Regions from separate parts of the Homo sapiens genome. Here region 2 is linked to region 1. The links are chromatin loops, found by intact Hi-C in ENCODE. Cell type or tissue: MCF 10A. All regions are shown on one strand.

Region 1 (8,000 bases):
GAGAACAGCACTGGAAAGACCTTCCCCCATGATTCAATTACTTCCCACCGGGTCCCTCCCACAACACGTGGGAATTCAAACTGAGAGTTGGGTGGGGCAACAGCCAAATCATAATGGATAAAATGACAGAAATATCTGTCTCTTGCTAAGCTCTTACAGCTTTTCTCAGCTTATACCATGAGGCCTGCCACAAGGAAGGATTTCCCCTATAAAAAAATTTCCTGATAATTCTCAAAACAGCCTCTGGCGTCTCTTCACGAATAACATCATCCACCCATCTCTCCATCCTTCCATTCATTCAGTTATTCTATAATTGTCAATTCTCTGAGCAGCTACTACACACCAGGCATCACGTGAAGATGGAAGGTAGAACAATGGCTAAGCAGAGGAACTTCTGGTGGTAGCTGGCTGGTCCTGGGCTCAAGTTCATGAGAGGTGACACAGCTGTGCAGCCAGCAGTTGCTCTACAAACATTTAGATGAGTGAAAATAATGAGGGAGGGACCATCCGACACCTGGATTTGAAGGATAGTTTGGATTTTCCAAAAACCACACTTGCAACAGGTTGTGTACTGCAGGTAGACCTGGATTAGTGACCTAAGTTTCATCTTATCTTGAGGAGAGTGAACTTTGATATAAGGGCTCAGGGAATCCCAGCTCCTTTGTTCCTTCCCATGTTGGCTGCAGAGAAGGGATTCCCCATGATAGCCAGGGTCTTCAGGGCCTACTGTCACAATGTACAGAATAAATGGATGGACTAAAAGGGCCAGGTTGCTCCAGAGCTTCCGAACGTGACCATTCTTCCCAGAGTTTCACTGCTCCGAACTCTCCTTCACAGACTGAGGTCAGCCTGCCCCTATGTTGTTTACCCTGAGTTCCTCCTTGGAGAAAAGGCTTTTTAGAACCGAAATAATCATTTTAGTTTTTCCTTTCCCCTGCCAGGCACGAGTATACTGAGTGATGGATTAACAGAATATTACTATTTTTCACCTAGCCACCATGCCCTTGGCCTCCCAGAATAACCAGAAATACCTATTGTTTATCTCTACATCCACTTCATATATTAAACAGCCCTACAAGTGTCACCTGTGCTGAGGATTAGACTCTTCCAGAAGATAGGACAGTTTCTGGTTCCAGCAGCCCCAGAATGTCTTCCTTCTCTCTCTTTCAGCCCACACCACCCTTCCTGTAAACACTACACCTGGGAGCAAAGGGTGTTCAGGGGGATAAAGCCCAGGTGACATCCTTGTCAGACAGCAAGTGCCACAAGTTTCATCACAAAAGTTGAGTCAACAGGTGGGTGAGGGAAGAGGGGTGAATCACATCTGACAGGTAAGGAATGTAGGCACAGCAGCCCAGATGGATCCTGTTTCCTTGAGGCAGGGCTTGTTCCATGCATAAAAAGCCAGTTGGCTGGGAACACTACACCAGTTCTAAGGGACCATACAGAGTATTCCTCTCTTCACACCAGGTGAGTCTCTTTACTTGGAACTCTTTAGCATCCATTCTAGGTATTTAATTTTTATTAGAGTCTCCTTGGCATTCTTGGTATTTTTTTCCCTCATTATTGAATTTGATCATAGCCATGCAGACTGTTCAACTGAATTATAACCTCTAGGAATATCTTCATTTTAAAAGTGTTCATACTGTAGGCTTGAAGAGAATTTAGACATTATCAGTTCTTCATTCACTCTTTCTGTGTCAGCAAGAAGGGGGTTGGTTTATTCAAGGATCCATAGTAAGTTTGTAATGGGATAATGACTAGAACCCAGGTCCACAGCACTTACCCTGGCATTATAATTCCTTCTTATTTATAATTTTAATACAGAGAATTTTATTCTTTCAACAGATACTTTTGTGAGAGCTTACTATATTTGGCAATTTGTTTGCAAAGAAATAATTTAAGCATCTATGATACTACAATTTAATCAGGAAATAAGAGCTAAAATGCATTGTATAACAGTAACTTATCAGTGCCAGGTGATTAGGGCAAGTTCTGTGACAGTTTGGGAATAGAGAGATTTCTGGAAGGTTTTTTCTAGAGAAGCCACTAAAAGTCCCATATGAAGCGATCTGTGGAGTTTGGTTAGTGCTTGAATGAGTAGGAACAAGGAAAACATTTAAGACAGAGGAGAACTTGAGCCAGGCCACAGGTGGGATTGCTTGGGGTTCTAGAGAGGTCAGAGTTATACAATAGATGATAAGCCATGCTATTTATCAGAAATGAGTGAGTAGATTTAATTTGTTAGGGTTTTTTTTTTCCAAAGAACCTCACATTTCCAATGGTCCAGTATTATGAGTCTCATATTCCTGCTAGAAGCCTGTTATTGTGCTGTGTAGGAAGAAAGAGAGCACCAGGAGAGGCCCTGCTCCAGTGGAGCAAGAGCAAATCATCTTTAGGTTCCTCTTCTTCAAAGGCTCAGAAATTAAATTAAGTATTCTTTGTGGTCAAGAAGGGGAAAGAACATAGCTTTTTAAGAGACCAGAAGTGGTATTCACCATGGCTTCTTCCCTATTATTCTCTGCTTAAATCATCTGTTCTGTGTCCAGGACCAGTCACTGTTGCAGCATGAGTTCCCAGCAGCAGAAGCAGCCTTGCACCCCACCCCCTCAGCTTCAGCAGCAGCAGGTGAAACAGCCTTGCCAGCCTCCACCTCAGGAACCATGCATCCCCAAAACCAAGGAGCCCTGCCACCCCAAGGTGCCTGAGCCCTGCCACCCCAAAGTGCCCGAGCCCTGCCAGCCCAAGGTTCCAGAGCCATGCCACCCCAAGGTGCCTGAGCCCTGCCCTTCAATAGTCACTCCAGCACCAGCCCAGCAGAAGACCAAGCAGAAGTAATGTGGTCCACAGCCATGCCCTTGAGGAGCCGGCCACCAGATGCTGAATCCCCTATCCCATTCTGCGTATGAGTCCCATTTGCCTTGCAATTAGCATTCTGTCTCCCCCAAAAAAGAATGTGCTATGAAGCTTTCTTTCCTACACACTCTGAGTCTCTGAATGAAGCTGAAGGTCTTAGTACCAGAGCTAGTTTTCAGCTGCTCAGAATTCATCTGAAGAGAGACTTAAGATGAAAGCAAATGATTCAGCTCCCTTATACCCCCATTAAATTCACTTTCAATTCCACTCTTGACTGTGTGTCATTGACTCTACAACTTCATTCCTTTCCCTCGTGAAGCGGGAGCTGTACACAGAGATGAGTTGGTGAAGAAGGGCTTTGTCCAGAAGGCATCTGATGCTCACATTAGGAGGGTGAAGGGCTGCCCCCACAAGCATTCCTGGGCTGCCTATGGGAGGTTGTGTAATGCCACCTAGAGGCTGTTGCTTTGGGCATCCAGGGCTGGAAAAGGGCTCTCCTCTTGCAACTCAGTGAGTCATGCTAGAGTTTAGTTAGCACTTGTCTAAGCTGACTCTGACTCACTAATCCTGATTGCCTTCTCTCCAAATCTGGCTTTTAGACTGCTAACTTACCAGCCAATTCCTGTTTATTTCAAGTAATGTTGTTCCTACATATGCTAACCTGCTCCTTCTCACTCATTTCTCTGATATCTACAACCTAGATTTCCAAACACCTCCAAAGATGCACAGACTCCGTTCTTTATCTCAGTTAGTCATTTCTAGTTTCTGAGTGCCAACTCTGGACCTGAAACAGAACAAAGGGGATTTAAGGTGCTTGCCAGGGGCATTTACAGTGCCCTGGAGGGATATACTTCACTCCCTACCCCACCCCTCATTCAAACACACATACACACATATACAACCACACACACAAGATCTGGAGTCCTCACAGAGTAATGCACAAAAGCTGATCCAGTTTGGAGACTGTTTCTTTCACATAGGTGGGAACCATGGAAGTGAGAACTGTAAAACCCACCCTCACCCCTCTCCCTGTAGTATCAACATGTTTCAAGTCAAATTAAACAAGATAGAGTTATCAACAGTGTATTCATATATATATGCATATATTTTTATATTGATGGAAAAATAGGTTGCTCTTGTATGTAACTGGGAGACAAAGCAAGTTGTTCTGCAGTAGCATAAAAGAGATTCTTTTTCTTAGGATGCAAAATGAAATAATAAAAAAATTACATGCCATTGGTATAACTCAAGAAATTGTGATATTTTTGATCACGGCATTTTTACTTGATTGCATTATTTAAAATTACAAAGCCTATATGAAAAATATTTGCCCTAAATGTTGTATTGCCCTAAGGGTTTTTTTGTTTAATTAGTAGGTAAAATCTACCATCATATCCAAATATAAGTGCCTCTAGCACCTAACCAATTAACCAAGCAGAAAAAAAAGTGTTGTAATCATGCGATTATTAGTCAGCATAGGTCAGCTGCTATAACAACACCCCCTATATTGTTGGGGCTCCATCAAGTAAAAGTTACTTTCCACTCATATAAAAGTCCAATATGGGTTTGTAAAGTCTTTGTTCCACATAGTCATGAAGACACACAGTCCTTCCTTCCTATGGTCTCACTATCTCTGAGTGCTGTGCTTTATGAATCCAAGCACAAGAACAGGGAAATAGACTGAATATAGAGAAGGTGTCCCTGCACTTATCCACTTGGAACAAGAAATGGCATGTATCCCCTCAGTTCTTATGGACTTGGCTAGAACTTGGTCACATAGCCCTGTCAACCTCACAAAGTTAAGAAATGTCGTTTACTGCTGTGCTTAGAAATAAGAGGAAGACAGAGATTTGGGTGAGCTCCTCAAGCTTCAGCCACAGAATAGCCTTCTTGTTCTCAAATATCCATCTGCTCCTTTGTCTCATAAGCAGAACACAATCCCGTAAGGAAAAAAAGCCTTATGGTCCCCATCAGCTCAAAATCTAGGATCTCTAGATGACATGAAATTCTCTCCATTACATTTTCCTATGGCTCCTTTTGTTCAGCAAATTATGAAACAAACAAATGGGCCATTTCTTCCTGTTACCCAGCATCCAATGGCAATGCAGGTACAGGAGAGCTAAATCAAAACTACCATGTTCAAAGGAAGATAATGGTGACACATGGCAGCCACTAGGCCTTAGTACTCTGAAATCCAACTGGGCAGGCATTGTGAAGCCACACTCTTCCCACTCCAATATACCAGAAGTGGTAGAAGTTCCTTTTAAGGTATTGATTCTGTTCTCTGAAAGGAACTCCTTTTAACTTTCCTATTCGTTGTTCTGCCACCCGTAGAATTGTCCTTTTCTTAGTACTATTCTCTATAATCAAACCTCAAGTGTGCATTGTGGATTGCGCCCTTCTTGGTTAGGTAAGCTTTGCAGCTCACTTTTCTTTTTTAAGTTTTTTATTTTTTTCTTTTCTATAATTTCAACTTTTATTTTAGATTCAGGAGTCGATATGGTTTGGTTCCGTGTCCCCATCCAAATCTCCTGTGGAATGATAATCCTCAATGTTGGAGGAGGGGCCTGGTGGGAGGAGATTGAATTATGGCAGCAGACTTTGCCCTTGCTGTTCTCATGATAGTGAGTGAGTTCTCACAAGATCTGGTTGTTTAAAAGTGTGTAGCACTTCCACCTTTGCTCTCTCTCCTGCTCTGCCATGTGAAGATGTGCCTGCTTCCTTTTTGCCTTCTGCCATAATCATAAGTTTCCAGAGGCCTTCCCAGACATGTTTCCTGTACAGCCTATGGAACTGTGAGTCATTGAAACCTGTTTTCTTTATAAATTACCCAGTCTCAGGTAGTTCTTTATAGTAATGCAAGAACGGACTAATACAAGGGTATACAATTGTAGGTTTGTTACATGGGTGTATTGTGTGATGCTGAGGCTTGGAATACAAATGAGTCCATTACCCAGATAGTGACCATAGTAACCAACAGGCAGTTTTTCAACCCTTAACCCCCTCTGTCTCTTCTCACTCTGTTACTCACCTGTGTCTATTGTTGCCATCTTTATGTCCATGAGTACCCAAGGTTCAGCTCCCATTTGTAAGTGAGAACATGTGGTATGTAGTTTTCTGTTCTCACATTAATTTGCTTAGGATAGCAGCCTCCAGCTCCATCCATGTTACTGCAAAGAATGTGATTTCATTCTTTTTTATGGCTATGTAGCATTCCATGGTGTATATGTACCACATTTTCTTTATCCAGTCCACTGTCGATGGGCACCTAGTTTGATTCCATGACTTTGCTATTGTGAATAGCACAGCAATGAACATACAAACGGATGTGTCTTTTTGGTAGAATAATCTATTTTCTTTTGTATATATACTCAGTAATGGGATTGCTGGGTGAAATGGTAGCTCCATTTTAAGTTCTTTGAGAAATCTCCAAATTGCTTTCCACGATGGCTGAACTAATTTACATTCCCATCAACTGTGTATAAATGTTCTGTTTTCTCCACAGCCTTGCCAGCAACTGCTGTTTTTTGACTTTTTAAATAATAGCCATTTTAACTGGTGAGAGAGGGTATCTCATTGCGGTTTTGATTTACATTTCTGTGGTGATTAGTGATGTTGAACATTTTTTCATGTTTTTTGGCCACTCCTATGTCTTCTTTTGAGAAGTGTCTGTTCATATCTTTTGCCCACTTTTCAATGTGATTATTTGGTTTTTGCTTGTTATGTTGTTTAAGTTCCTTTTAGATTCAGGATATTAGACCTTAGTCAGATGATTTACAGATATCTTCTCCCATTGAGTAAGTTGTCTGTTTGCTCTGTTGATAGTTCCTTTTGCTATGAAGAGGCTCTTTAGTTTAACTAAGTCCCACTTGTCAATTTTTACTTTTGTTGCTATTCTTGTTAAGAACTTGCTCATAAACTCTTTCCCAAGACCAATGTCCAGAATGGTGTTTCCTATGTTTTTTTCTAGGATTCTTATATTTGAGACATTATATTTAAATCTTTAATCCATCTTGAGTTAATTTTTGCAGGTGGTGAAAGATAGAGGTCCAGTTTCATTCTTCTGCACGTGGCTAGCCAGCTATCCCAGCAGCATTTATTTAATAGACAGCTCCTTACATGTTCGTCATTTTTGTTGACATTGTCAACAATTAGATGGCTGTAGGTGTACAGCTTTATTTCTGGGTTCTCTATACTGTTCCGTTGGTCTACGTGTCTGTTTTTGTATCAGTATCATGCTGTTTTGGTTACTGTAGCATTATAATATAGCTTAAAGGCAGGTAATGTGATGCCTCCAGCTTTGTTCTTTTTGTTTAGGATTGCTTTATCTATTTGAGCTCTCTTTTGGTTTTATATGAATTTTAGAATAGGTTTTTCTAATTCCGTGAGAAACTGCGTTCATAGTTTGAAAGGAATAGTGTTGAATCTGTAGATTGTTTTGGGCAGTATGGCAATTTAACAATGTACAAAATCAGTAGCATTTGTATACATCAATAAGGTTCAAGCTGAGAGTCAAATCAAAAATGGAATCCCATTTACAATAGCCACCGAAAAAAAAATAACTAGGAATACATATAATCAAGGAGGCGAAAGGGAGAATATACAACATCTCTACAGGGAGAACTATAAAGCACTTCTGAAAGAAATCATAGATAACACAAACAAATGAAAAATTCCATGTCTGTGGATTGGAAGAATCAGCTCACTTTCTAACCAAGTGTGGTTTAAGGCTCTTGGAAAGCTGTTTTGCTTCATTTCTTTTTGTTTTGTTTTAAGATCTAGCTTTTGATTACTTTGGGAATATGATTCCTCAAAAATTTAGTAGATTTCTAATCTATTTTCTTCTAGCCAGTTCTATATGCTAGTAACTATACCCACATTTCTTCATTTCCTTCGCAGATGAAATTCTTGTGCTTATTTATTCCTTCTTTTTTCCATGTCTGTCTTCCTCAACTGTGGCTTCTTTGACACTCTTTGGAAAAATAAACGTAGGTGGGATGACATTAAAACTTAATCTAATCTTAAGTGCAAACCTGAGTTTTAATGAACTTTTGTCTCTCAAAATTATTCTCGATTTTATCTCTTTCTATTTAAAAGTAATTGAGTTTCCCAACTCTGCAGATTTTTGGTTTCCCTCTATTCTC
Region 2 (8,000 bases), 80 kb before region 1:
TCCTGCTTTCAATTCTCTAAATTACTGGGGGATTGAAGTGACCAAATAATGCAGACCCACAGGGAATCCAAACTTCTGGTTTCTGCTATTTCAAATACCCTCTCCCAAGTTTCTCCACTAGACCCCTCTCTTACAAAATAGTCCACAGATTGATATATTAGAATCTCCTCCTATACCTGCCTCCCCTTTCATGCCTCTGGGCACCAGGGAAGCCACTGAGAACCAGCAGAAGTACGCAAACAAAGCCAGAGAAGACAATAATATAAACTAAAAATCTAGATTATCCCAACATATGTTACAGACACTGGAGAATGCAAAGTTAAAAACCAAAACTTTTACCATTGCTTCCCAGACGGGTGTGCTCTTCTTCCTCCATCATACCTCTTTCTGCGCCTTTCAGGTCTCATCTATTCATCCATCCATCCATCCATTTATCCATCATCCACCATGCATCAATGGACCCCTATTAAGCACCCTCTCTTGTTTGCTCATAATGTGGTGGACACTATGAAGATACACAGGGTTCTGGGTCTCACCCAAGATTATAAAGAACAATTAGACAAGGAAGCATCTAATGAAGGGATGATGGATGGTACAATACCTCACTTATGCCCTCAGAATTCAGAGGAGACAGACAGAATGAGAACAGTAAGAGCTGTTGAGGGTAGGAAGGAGAACTTGGTCCTCTCTGTAGTCATAGCACCTACCACAGGGCTCCCAGGGACTTGCCTGTTCAGTGATGAATACCTAGAGAAGGTGCAGTTTCTAGTGGAAGGACAGTAGGATTTGGCTAGGACAGAGAGCATCCCAGAACTGGATACAGCAGGAGCCAATGCTGTGGGATCCAGGTGTGCCCAGGAGGGCCAGCCCTCCGGTATATATCGAAGCCCCAGGACCAAGTGGTTGGAAAGTACGGCTGCTCACATCTGCTGTATACCACAGAAATTTGGGGGATGGCTCCACTTTTGTGACCTACTTCTCCTAACTCTTTTCCCAAGATATTGCATTCATCAGAAACTCAAGTCTTAGATACAGAAAACCAGCGAAAAGTTAAGTAAATCTTAACTGAACTCCCAGGAAGTGATGTAAAGTTTTAAACATTTTCCCGTATTCAGATATATCATTGAGCAGTCTCCAAATGTCTCTTTGCTCTAGTTCCATATGTTATCTTTCCCAGATTTCTCTCATATAGGCTCTTACCCTACTTGATTCAGCAACTTAACACGAGGTTCCGTTTTTCCTCTCTAGGCTTCATTTAATTTTCTCCTCTACTAATTATCATAATCTCCAGGTGTGCACATGTGCATGGATACATCCGTGTGTGCACACATGCTACGAGAGTGAGCAAGCCATAATCTAGAAATGTCCTTAGACGAGAAAAAGACTGCAAGTATGTGACCTTGCTGATTCTTCTTTGAATCCTGTCACACTAAGTTTGGATTCCAGAGCCACCCTTCTTTTGCATGTGACCTGGAACGAATCACATAACTTTTCTATGTCTCACTTTTCTCATCTGTATAGTGGGAAAACAACTGCCTCTTTGGGTTGATGGGGGTGGGGAGTGTTCAATGAGACAATGGAAATGAAGAAGAAAACATAGCATGACCCTAGGAGGTGTTGGATAGATTTCAGCTATCGTTTTGATGACCGTTCTCCAGGTCCTGATCAAGCAGCAAGCCTGCAGACGGCACGCTCCCCTTATCCCACCAGCCTCAGGACATGGGCTCCAGATCTTCAGTGACACAAAGTGTGAGGGAGCAGAGCACATATTGAGGGAAGGGACAAGGATCTGTTAAGTGGAGCAAAGGGTCTGAGCAGGTATTCATGGGGAAACAAGATTTAGTCTACAGTATAAGTACCCCATTTGGTGGTTGCCCTTCTCTTCCAGAATCTTCACCTTTGTGACACGTGCCCACAATGAATCATGTCCTCAAGGCAGTCCTGGGTGGTTATGGCTCATGGTGACTTTTACCTGTTGTTTTGTAAAGTGAGCTGTGTCTTTTTGAGGCAGGCTATGTTCCCTGGAGGCTTCTGAGATAACCAGACATTTACAAGGCTCCTACCAGGGTAAGATGTGGGGGACTTCTGCAGCACAGATGCACACAACATTCAAAGGAAAATAAGGATGCAACACATCACCAGGAGGAGATGATGCCCACCAGGAGAACACATGAAAGGAAGGGCATGCTGAGGCTGACAAGCCAAGGAAGCACCTACAGGAGCAGGGATTTGACCGACAGGGAAGTTGCCCAGCATTTATGCACATTAGCCTATTGCATGGTGGTTCCACCCTATTGAGGCAGGTGTCATTATTGCCATGACAGATGGAAGACTGAGGATCAGCAAAATCACTTATTTGCTCATAGTGGTAATGGCCTGTAGGTGGTAGGACTGAGGTTCAAACTCAGTGTGTTCTGGCTCTCTGGTCTTATTCTTTGAAACACAGCAAGTGGTCTTACATTGCTAGTGGCTAGGAGAAGCATAATGCCCGGACCCTGTCCTTTGAGAGTTTACCATCCACTGTTTCACTAGAAAGGCAGAGCTAGGCACGTTCGCAGTCACACACTTACACTTGTATGTACACAAATATACTCATGCATGTTTTTACATCATTTGATGTAGACATCAAAATAATATCTACGCCTCTCAGACTGACATTGAGCGTTGAGAGTGGAAGCTGGGGTCAAGTCCTAGAGGCCCCCTGCTGTGGATGCATCAGCCTCCTTATATCCTTATGGTGTGGGGGGCTGCGTAAGCAACCAGGGTGGTGCCAGGGCATGACAGGAAGGGAAGTTGGTGTGGCAGCCATTGGCCACCTATTACAAAATATTTTTAATATTTTTAAAACCATGGATTCAGTAACATCTGTGCAGACCGGCATGTAACTTCTGAATATCAGCCCTGTGCACACTCACTCTTGCACATTCACACGTTTGTCCACATACACTCATATTCCCACAAATATACAGCTCATTAACCCTCACATGAGAGCTCACCACACACCAACACACACTCACATGCGGTCAATCACACTCAAGTATGATTACACCCACTGACACACACTCACAGACACCCAGATGCACACACACACTCACACTGTAATTCCCACTGTTGAGCATGGCCCCAGAACATCAAATCCAGCTCTACTCCTGTGACCTAGTGACTTGTCCTCTCCCCTTTCTCCAGGCCTCTGCCACATTCCAGCAAGGATGTCTCACCATCTGGCTTGAGTGAAATTTCCACAGAACAGAGGTCTCAGGATGAAGAGTGTGATGCTGAGGGCTTCGAAGGGGGTATGCCTTCATCAGAGAAGTGCTTGTATACATATTCTCTTTATTCTGCTCCAAACAAAGAAATTCCATGGAAGATGGCATGGTAGGGTGCAGGAAAGAGAGTACCTACACATCTTGGAGTGTGACAGACCTGGGCTCAAATCTCCTCTTCCTTACTTTTGTATTAATCTTGGCCAACTTAACCTTTCTAAGCTAAAAAATGAGAATAACTTGAACTTCAAGTCCTAAATTTGAAGCTCAGAGTTTCTGACAGCAGTGGTGTTCTATCTTTCCCTCATGCCCTCCTCCACAAGCCCCAGGGAAAGGGAACCCCACTGCTAGATGCACATCCTGCTGTGTATGCCCAGGTTGTGGGGAGCAGGGGGACCCTAGCTGGTAATGGATTTCTGCAATGAAGCTTCAGCACTCGGCAGTCAGTCATCCTTTGAAGGAAGCCCTGCCTGTGGGTGCGGCCAGCTTCAGTGTGCTCCACCATCTCCTGCAGGTTTGTACGTGTGCCCTGGCAATCTGACATTCCTGGGAGAATCACAGATGCCTGGCACTGAAGACGCCCTGGGCGTGGCTTATACCCACCTATGCTGAAACTCCTCCCAGTCACTTTGGGGCTATCAGTTCGGCATGCCATGTTTAAGTGTGTTATTGTTGTCTGGGGGTCTTGTTCATACGCAGAGAACAGTCATTGTTTTACCCCAGACTCCTGACCCTTGATATTTGGTCCTCTGTCTTCTGGAATTTTTATGTCAACTCTCAGGAATTAGACTATGCAGCTTCCATCTCACTCTTAAATAAAATAAAAAGGGAACCATTTTCCCTGTCCTGGGCTCTCCAGGCAGCCCTTTGGCTCAAGTCTCCTCTGCCACCAAGGGCCGATGATGTGTGTGACATGAATGCTCATCTTCGGTGGACTTAGGAGACACTGGAGCTCTGAATTAGGAGCACTGGACAGAGTATATGAGAGCTGAGTATTGTCTTAGTTATTCTGCTGTTCTTCTGCGGGACCCAGGACAAGTCATTCCCTTTTCCCAGTGTCCTCACCTGTACATGACAATGTTGGACTTCCTGAACTATTTCTAAGCTTCTTTCAGTTCTGACTCTGTATGAGGTGACTCACGCTAATCTTTGTGTTTAATCTCTTCGCCTAATGATTCATCATCATGGAAAACCCTAAAAGAGGTAAGTCTGGGGTTGAAGGCCACCAGATGCTTCTGCATGGAGGCGTAGAGAAAGCTTAGCTAAAACATGCATCTGTATTTGAAGAGCACTCGGGCTTAGGACTAACTTTCCTCCCTCCAGGGAACCAACACATCCACCTTCCGGGGCCAGGTGTGTGTGTGTGTGTGTATGTGTGTTTAAGCAGCAATTTACTACTATAAGCAAGACACTATACTGGGATCTTAATACTTATCTTATATAATATACATTACTACCATATAAGTAAAAAATTTAATTTTGCAAATGAGGAAAGCAAGAACCAAAGAGGTTATAAACTTTGCCAGCTGAAAGAGCTGAGAGTCAAATATAGATCATTCTTGGCACAGAAAGACAAATACCACATGATCTACTTATGTGTGGGATCTAGAAAGTCAAACTCATGGAAGCAGAAAGTAGAAGGGTGGTTACCAGAGGCTGGGCATTGGGGAAGGACTGGGGAGATATTGGTCAAAGCAATATAAAATTTCAGTTTGATAGGAGGAATAAGTTCAAGAGATCTATCCTACAAGTGATGACTACAGTTAATAATGTATTATACACTTGAAAATCACTAAGAGTAGATTGTGTGTTCTCCCCACAAAAAAAAAAATCGTATGTGAAGGTACACATATATTAATTAGCTCAATTTAGCCATTCCACAATTTATGCATATTTCAAAACATTCTGTTGTACACAATAAAGATATACCACATTTGTCAATTAAAAATAAATTAAATAAAATTCCTTTAAAAATTTAAAAAGAAGAAAAAAGTCAACATTAGAGAAACTGGAAGGATATATAAAACCGCTTTGTACTATTTTGCAATTTTTCTGTAAACCTAAAATTATTCCAAAATAAAAATTTGTTAAAAATAACAAACAAATATAGATCTGTCTTTCATATAGGCCCACCCTTTTTTTTTATTATACTTTAAGTTTTAGGGTACATGTGCACATTGTGCAGGCTAGTTACATATGTATACATGTGCCGTGCTGGTGCGCTGCACCCACTAACTCGTCATCTAGCATTAGGTATATCTCCCAATGCTATCCCTCCCCCCTCCCCCCACCCCACCACAGTCCCCAGAGTGTGATATTCCCCTTCCTGTGTCCATGTGATCTCATTGTTCAATTCCCACCTATGAGTGAGAATATGCGGTGTTTGGTTTTTTGTTCTTGCGATAGTTTACTGAGAATGATGATTTCCAATTTCATCCATGTCCCTACAAAGGACATGAACTCATCATTTTTTATGGCTGCATAGTATTCCATGTTGTATATGTGCCACATTTTCTTAATCCAGTCTATCATTGTTGGACATTTGGGTTGGTTTCAAGTCTTTGCTATTGTGAATAATGCCGCAATAAACATACGTGTGCATGTGTCTTTATAGCAGCATGATTTATAGTCATTTGGGTATATACCCAGTAACGGGATGGCTGGGTCAAATGGTATTTCTAGTTCTAGATCCCTGAGGAATCGCCACACTGACTTCCACAATGGTTGAACTAGTTTACAGTCCCACCAACAGTGTAAAAGTGTTCCTATTTCTCCACATCCTCTCCAGCACCTGTTGTTTCCTGACTTTTTAATGATTGCCATTCTAACTGGTGTGAGATGATATCTCATAGTGGTTTTGATTTGCATTTCTCTGATGGCCAGTGATGATGAGCATTTTTTCATGTGTTTTTTGGCTGCATAAATGTCTTCTTTTGAGAAGTGTCTGTTCATGTCCTTCACCCACTTTTTGATGGGGTTGTTTGGTTTTTTCTTGTAAATTTGTTTGAGTTCATTGTAGATTCTGGATATTAGCCCTTTGTCAGATGAGTAGGTTGTGAAAATTTTCTCCCATTTTGTAGGTTGCCTGTTCACTCTGATAGTAATTTCTTTTGCTGTGCAGAAGCTCTTTAGTTTAATTAGATCCCATTTGTCAATTTTGGCTTTTGTTGCCATTGCTTTTGGTGTTTTGGACATGAAGTCCTTGCCCACGCCTATGTCCTGAATGGTAATGCCTAGGTTTTCTTCTAGGGTTTTTATGGTTTAAATCTAACGTTTAAATCTTTAATCCATCTTGAATTGATTTTTGTATAAGGTGTAAGGAAGGGATCCAGTTTCAGCTTTCTACATATGGCTAGCCAGTTTTCCCAGCACCATTTATTAAATAGGGAATCCTTTCCCCATTGCTTGTTTTTCTCAGGTTTGTCAAAGATCAGACAGGGATGCCCTCTCTCACCGCTCCTATTCAACATAGTGTTGGAAGTTCTGGCCAGGGCAATCAGGCAGGAGAAGGAAATAAAGGGTATTCAATTAGGAAAAGAGGAAGTCAAATTGTCCCTGTTTGCAGATGACATGATTGTTTATCTAGAAAACCCCATCATCTCAGCCCAAAATCTCCTTAAGCGATAAGCAACTTCGGCAAAGTCTCAGGATACAAAATCAATGTACAAAAATCACAAGCATTCTTATACACCAACAACAGACAAACAGAGAGCCAAATCATGAGTGAACTCCCATTCACAATTGCTTCAAAGAGAATAAAATACCTAGGAATCCAACTTACAAGGGATGTGAAGGACCTCTTCAAGGAGAACTACAAACCACTGCTCAAGGAAATAAAAGAGGATACAAACAAATGAAAGAACATTCCATGCTCATGGGTAGGAAGAATCAATATCGTGAAAATGGCCATACTGCCCAAGGTAATTTACAGATTCAATGCCATCCCCATCAAGCTACCAATGACTTTCTTCACAGAATTGGAAAAAACTACTTTAAAGTTCATATGGAACCAAAAAAGAGCCTGCATCGCCAACTCAATCCTAAGCCAAAAGAACAAAGCTGGAGGCATCACACTACCTGACTTCAAACTATACTACAAGGCTACAGTAACCAAAATAGCATGGTACAAAACAGAGATATAGATCAATGGAACAGAACAGAGCCCTCAGAAATAACGCCGCATACCTACAACTATCTGATCTTTGACAGGCCCACCCTTTTGACTATGGTTCCCATGGCTAAGCTGAATATTTTCCAAGGCAGGCAGGGCTGAGGTTTTTCTCATCTACATTTCATTGCACTAGTTGAAAGGGAACTCTGGGTATGTCTAATGCAATGCCTAGATGCAGGTTATGGCCTCCGTGGAGCTGGCCATATCTTGCTCCTCATATGGCCTTTATCTTGCTCCTCATAGCCTGGAGGAAATAAAATATAAATGGTGAAACAAGTGTGCATGCTAGGGCTTCTCTGATGGGAAAGGGTGAGAGGTCAGTGATTTTTAAGAGTGACAGGAAGCAGTAAGCCATATTCCTTTTGTCTTCATTGAATTCCCTATTCCATTCTTAGCATAAGACTAGATTTAGGTGGTGTCCTCTGCCTTGGCACCCTGAGAGCAAAGTGTGTGTGTATGCATATGTGTGTGTGCACGCATGTCTTCATGCCTGTACATGTGTTCATCTGCGTGTACATATGCATATGTGCATGCTATTGTCTTTGTGAACAATCAGGAAAGTGTCA

The links. A loop is a pair of places that touch in the nucleus more often than their neighbours do. Peaks named below come from ENCODE experiments on the same cell type or tissue, not always from the same donor. Only the 100,000 strongest peaks of a DNase experiment are listed, where the experiment ranks them.
Region 2: it touches region 1 in a loop (2.8-fold over the local background); 4 of 110 quality-filtered maps call a loop at or near these places.

The regions. Positions count from the first base shown.
Region 1 is chr1:153,029,778-153,037,777 of GRCh38, forward strand. It overlaps SPRR1B (small proline rich protein 1B), which reads left to right and starts at 1,426. Exons shown (of 2, transcript NM_003125.3): 1 at 1,426-1,470; 2 at 2,550-3,123. The coding sequence starts at 2,569. The coding sequence ends at 2,838. In MCF 10A, a CTCF peak has its summit at 3,283 (motif pointing left); DNase peaks (open chromatin) are centred at 1,334 and 3,354.
Region 2 is chr1:152,950,179-152,958,178 of GRCh38, forward strand. No RefSeq gene overlaps it. Among named protein-coding and RNA genes, the nearest start is that of LINC01527, 5.0 kb to the left of the region's middle. In MCF 10A, no CTCF peak of the experiment used is centred here; DNase peaks (open chromatin) are centred at 3,803 and 4,413.